Regions from separate parts of the Homo sapiens genome. Here region 2 is linked to region 1. A link is an interaction called in ENCODE POLR2A ChIA-PET data of the cell type or tissue named here. Cell type or tissue: A673. All regions are shown on one strand. Links, peaks and the distances in the headings refer to the core of each region. The heading gives the core; the rest is flanking DNA.

Region 1 (2,915 bases), core at 187-2,686:
GTTGCCTTATATGTGAAGTTTCCTTAGTGGTTAAGGAGAAGGGGGCTTTTCAGGGAATGGCTCTCCAAAGCACATAGCTTCTGAGAGGAGCATAGAAGAAGGTCTAGTGGGTTGGCCAAGGTGGGGCAGATATGAAGCCCACCAGCGTGTCACTGGCATGCTTGCTGCCTCCCACGCTGTCAGAGTCACACCTGCAGGCCACCGGGAGAGGCTGTGGGTCACACAGCAGAAGCCAGCCCCACTCTTTACATTCTACAAGCACAATTATTTGAAAATTTAAAATTCTAAATGACATAAGCCATCCCTGGGTTGTTATGAAGAATAAAAGATGACAGAAAAGAATTTACATGTATCTCCAGGAAACTTCTCTTTTTTTATTTACTATTATTATTTTTTGAGATGGAGTCTTGCTCTGTCCCCCAGGCTGGAGTGCAGTGGTACAATCTCGGCTCACTACAACCTCCACCTCCCAGGTTCAAGCAATTCTCCTGTCTCAGCCTCCCGAGTAGCTGGGATTACAGGCATGCGCTACCATGCCCGGCTAATTTCCTTTTTTTTTTTTTTTTTTTTTTGTATTTTTAGTAGAGATGGGGTTTCACTATGTTGGTCAGGCTGGTCTCAAACTCCTGACCTCAGGTGATCTACCAGCTTTGGCCTCCCAAAGTGCTGGAATTACAGGCGTGAGCCACCACCCCTGGCCCCAGATAACTTCTGAAGTGAGAAATGTAGCATGATTTTTTGATCACTTGGTGGAGGAATTCCATGTAGCAGACTGATTTAAAACATTCTCTCTCTCACGCGTGGACACAGGCACACATTTCTCCTGTTCTATTACTTCCCCATATAGAGGATCCTCCTGTGCTGCAATGAAAATACTTCTCATTAACCATAAACGAACCGAACAGAATGTAACAAGAGCCCTAATGCAATGTCGGTCACAGAGATAGCCCTACAGTGGGTGATGCGGGGGGAATCGTTAGCATCAGGAAGGGTGTCATTAAGCGTTCTTATTTTTTACTTGTATAGATTTAGAAAGTGTTGACCTGATTTGAATGTAATTCATTCCACTTTCTAGGGCTCTCCTTGAAAGATGACCTACTGTCGCCGGGTGCGGTGGCTCACACCTGTAATCCCAGCACTTTGGAAGGCCGAGGCAGGTGGATCTCCTGAGATCAGGAGTTCGAGACCAGCCTGGCCAACACGGTGAAACCCTGTCTCTACTAAAAATACAAACATTAGCTGTGTGGTGGCAGGCACATGTAATCCCAGCTACTCAGGAGGCTGAGGCAGGAGAATCGCTTGTACCTGGGAGGCGGAGGGTGCAGTGAGCTGAGATCGTGCCATTGCACTCCAGCCTGGTGGATAAGAGTGAGACTTCTGTCTCAAAAAAAAAAAAAAAAATGACCTACTGTGGGTAATGAGGGCACATAGAACAGCTCTTTCCATAAGAGAGTCATTCCAGGACGGGTGCAGAGTGGTGCTCCTGTAATCCCTCCGCTTTGGGAGGCTGAGTTGGGGGGATCACTTGAGCCCAGGAGTTTGCGGTTGCAGTGAGCTATCATTGTGCCATCCTACTCCAGCCTGGGCAACAGAGAGAGATCCCATCACTTAGAAAAAAAAAAAAAAAGAGGATAATTCCAGCCTCATCCTCGGGCTTTTGTGGGAAGCTTCTTCCCTGGTGGGCCTCTTTCTTCTCCAATTCTCCTTCCTGTTGACATGCTCAAACACTCTGGGGCTGGCTCATTCTTTTGTTGCCAAATGAGGAACAGGCTAAAGAGCCCAGCGTGGAGCTGTCACCCCGTTCTGCTGGGATACACAGCTGACAGTCCAACATGTCCATGGTGGTGGGCATGGGGGTAGATTTGGTCTGAGTCTGGCAGGAAGCCAGAGGAGAGGTTCTGACAATGATATAGATGTAAAAGGAAGACGATGGGGCCCTGGTTGCTCCCTCTTGTGACAGAAAACACTGCTTCCAAGTATCGATTCCCAGGATGAAAAACCAAAGAAACTAATAAAAAGGACAGTGTGGGCACGAGTGCTGCCCTTTTGTTCCTTACATGTTCCTGCTTGAGTTGTGCAATGTCGGGTAAATAGCTGAGCGGTGGAATAAAGTCACTGATTTACTAAGTTGAAAAAACTGATGGGTTAACCCATAGCTGAAAAAGTAAGAATTATTTTTGAGATGGGGTGTTGTTGATGGCTGATGTGATACTTCAGTTCTTATCTTCTTTTTTCCTTTTTTTTTGAGACAGAGTCTCATGACCAGACTGGAGTGCAGTGATGCAATCTTGGCTGGCTCACTGCAGCCTGCGCCTCCCAGGCTCAAGGGATTCTCCTGCCTCAGCCTCCCAAGTAGCTGGGATTATAAGCATGCGCCACTACACCCGGCTAATTTTGTATTTTTAGGTTGGTCTCGAACTCCTGGCCTCAAGTGATCTGCCTGCCTTGGCCTCCCAAAATGCTGGGATTACAGGCGTGAGCCACTGTGCAGGGCCCCTTGGTTCTTATCTTCTTGGTGTAAAAGAATTTAAATGCCAGGTGCGGTGGCTCACACCTATAATCCCAACACTTTTGGAGGCTGAGGCAGGTGGGTCACTTGAGGTCAGGAGTTCGAGAACAGCCTGGCCAACATGGTGAAACTCTGTCTCTACCAACAACGACAAACAACATTCAATCTTAAGGCTTGAATACAATCTTTGCCTCGTGTCCCACATGGCTGTGGTTGGGTCCCTGAGGCTTCCCTGCCCCCGTGGTTTTGCTGAGCACAGTGTATACCACAGCTCTTACAGGTTTGTGTTGTGTTCCTGGGGCTCTCCCAAGCTGGTATTGTGTGCTGGTGGCCCCACAAGTCTAGGGTCTTGAGGTAGCCCTGTTCCCACAGCTCCACTAAGCATTCTAGCCAGGGCTCTCTGCAG
Region 2 (2,915 bases), core at 232-2,731, 50 kb after region 1:
CCATTCATGTTCCTGCAAAGGAAATAATCTCATTCTTTTTTATGGCTGCATAGTATTCCATGGTGTATATGAACCACATTTTCTTTATCCAGTCTACTGTTGATGAGCATTTAGGTTGATTCCATGTCTTTGTTATTATAAAGAGTGCTGCAATGAACAATCACATGCATGTGTCTTTAAGGCAGAACAATTTATATTCCTTTGGGTATATACCCAGTAATGGGATTGCTGGGTCAAATGATAGTTCTAAGTTCTTTGAGGAATTGCCACAGTGGCTGGACTAACTTACACTGCCACTAGCAGTGTATAAGCATTCCCTTTTCTCTACAAGCTCCCCAGCATCTGTTATTTTTTTGACTTTTTAGTAATAGCCATTTTGACTGGTGTGAGATGGTATCTCACTGTGCCATCTTACCCATTTTTAATTATGTACATTCATAATGTCATGCAACCACCACTGCCATCTGTCTCCGTTACTCTTTTCATCTTGTAAAACTGGAATGCTAAGAACATCTCATTCTAATTTCCACCCAGACCCATTTCTACCTTCTGTCTCTATAATATTGACTACTCTATCCCATATAAGTGTAATTGTCTTTTATTGTGACTGGCATAAGTAACATTTTAAAAATGTATCATATACAGTGCATTTTTTTCTGTTATAAAATCTTCTTTTACAATGTGATTTTTAATGATGCATTAGGATATTCCATTGTGTGGATCCCAGTTGATTTAGTGATGCACTGTTGTGAATACTTTGGCCATACTCTGCCTGCCTAGCAGTGTACTAGAGTAACAGAGCTGGCCAGGGGTAGGAGTCAGAAGCTAGAGATACAGAGCAGGTGTTTAACCTGAGCATATGCCCCAGAAAAGAAACTTCGATAAAATCTTCCCCCATGTTCTCACCTTCTCCTTGATGGCAGAGCTGGGCCATGTGTTCACCACTGCAGTGTGCATTCCATATGGCTCTGTCTCTACCCATATCCATGGTTATTTCTTTTGGATGAATTCACAGAAATGGAAATACAGGATTAACATGTTTATAATATTCTAAAGTTTTTCACAACAAGTGTTGCACAACTGCCATTCAGAAAGTTTGAACCAAATGTAAAAGAATGCTTATTTCCTGGGTGTTGTTGCCAAAATTGGGTGTAATCTCTTTTTTAAAACATGGTTGTGTACTGGAATAATTTTAACTGTTTATGTTTACTGAATTAAATTGTGCTATGGATATCCAGCCAAAAAAAAGTTTCCAAGCCTCTTTTGGATGGTTGTAAAATTGTTTTAGTTTTTTGTTTCTGTTTAAGGCAATAGCCACAGCAATGAAAACTGAAAGCAGAAAGTACCAAAATAGCATATTAAAATCACAACTGAATACTAGAATGTATCAATAAAGCAAGAATTCACTGATTGAGGTATTGGTAGAGAATGTTTTAGATTACAAAGCGTGTAGACCAAGTCTCGCTCTGTTGCCCAGGCTGGAGTGCAGTGGTGCAATCTCGCCTCACTGCAACCTCCACCTCTTGGGTTCAAGTGATTCTCCTGCCTCAGCCTCCCGAGTAGCTGGGATTACAGGTGCCCGCCACCACGCCCGGCTAATTTTTCTATTTTTAGTAGAGATGGGGGTTTCACCATGTTGGCCAGGCTGGTCTCGAATTCCTGACCTCAGATGATCCATCCGCTTCAGTTTCCCAAAGAGCTGGGATTACAGGCGTGAACCATTGTGCAGGGCCCAATTTTTTTTTAAGTTTATTTTTTATAGAGATAGGGTCTCCCTGTGTCACCCAGGCTGGTCTCAAACTCCTGGGCTCAAGTGATCCTCCCACCTTGGTCTTCCAATGTGTTAGGATTACAGGCATGAGCCACTGTACCTGAAACTCAATAAATACTTTCTGATCACACTCTGCACCAGGTCCTATTCCAGGAGTTGAGGGCACAGCAGTGAACAGATCTAAGTGCCTGTCCTCTTGCTGGTGATGTTGTGGCTTTCATGACCAAGACGGCAATACCTACTTTTCTACTCCAGGGTCCTTGCATGACCAAGCAGCACATGTGTTTAATCTGATTTCCTTTGGAACCTGTTGGATTTAAACTTTGACTTATGCCAGGTTTGAGTTAGGACCAGGAAAATTCCAAGCTGGTTTCTGACCTTTGAATCTGGAAGTCTAAGCTACAACTGCATGAAGACTGCACTGTGACCACGTGGCATCTCTGAGCATGGAAGAGAGCACATTTCCTTGAGAGACATTTCATAAATCCTGGCCAGCTGTCACTGCTGTGGAGGAAGCAGCACTGCCCTCCTAAGTGTGTGCGCTCCCAGGGAAAGGGGACGTGGGGAATGGTGATGGTGAGTGAAGACTCACTTTGTCTTCAAATATCGCAGTCAATGGATAGGTGAGCACCGTTTGGAGGAAGCTATTGCTTAATTGGGGCAAAAACCCATCTAGAGAGACTTTCCCTTTGGAGGAGTGATCTACACAACCATTGTTAGTAACACATACATGCAGGGCTAAGTGCTATCTTACATAGTTCCAGCCTGGCGCTGTGGCTCTTGCCTGTAATCCTAGCACTTGGGAGGCTGAGGTGGGAGGACTGCTTGAGGCCAGGAGTTCAAGACCAGCCTGGGCAACATAGGGAGACCTCATTTCTACAAAAAATTTCAAAATTGGCAGAGCGTGGTTGTGTGTGTCTATAGTCCCAGCTACTCAGGAGGCTAAGGTGGGAACATCACTTGAGCCCAGGAGTTCTAGGCTGCAGTGAGCCATGATTGTGCCACTGCACTCCAGCCAAGGTGACAGAGCAGACCCTATTTCTAAATAAATAAATAAATAAATAAATAAATAAGATTAAATAGCTCCATGTTAAGCAGAAGGGCAAGAAAGCAGAGTTGTGACCACCAACTCTGTGCATGTGCA

The links. ChIA-PET counts read pairs that join two places held together with the same protein. Peaks named below come from ENCODE experiments on the same cell type or tissue, not always from the same donor. Only the 100,000 strongest peaks of a DNase experiment are listed, where the experiment ranks them.
Region 2: POLR2A ChIA-PET joins it to region 1 with 8 read pairs; 5 of 35 experiments call an interaction of 5 or more read pairs at or near these places.

What each region holds. Positions count from the first base shown.
Region 1 is chr10:35,265,700-35,268,614 of GRCh38, forward strand. It overlaps a transcript of CCNY not described here. Among named protein-coding and RNA genes, the nearest start is that of LINC02634, 22 kb to the left of the region's middle. In A673, for the core only: no CTCF peak of the experiment used is centred there; no DNase peak of the experiment used is centred there; H3K27ac peaks cover 1,895 bases.
Region 2 is chr10:35,315,414-35,318,328 of GRCh38, forward strand. CCNY-AS1 (CCNY antisense RNA 1) reads right to left here. Exons shown (of 4, transcript NR_186477.1): 4 at 1-996. It also overlaps a transcript of CCNY not described here. Among named protein-coding and RNA genes, the nearest start is that of CCNY-AS1, 20 kb to the right of the region's middle. In A673, for the core only: no CTCF peak of the experiment used is centred there; no DNase peak of the experiment used is centred there.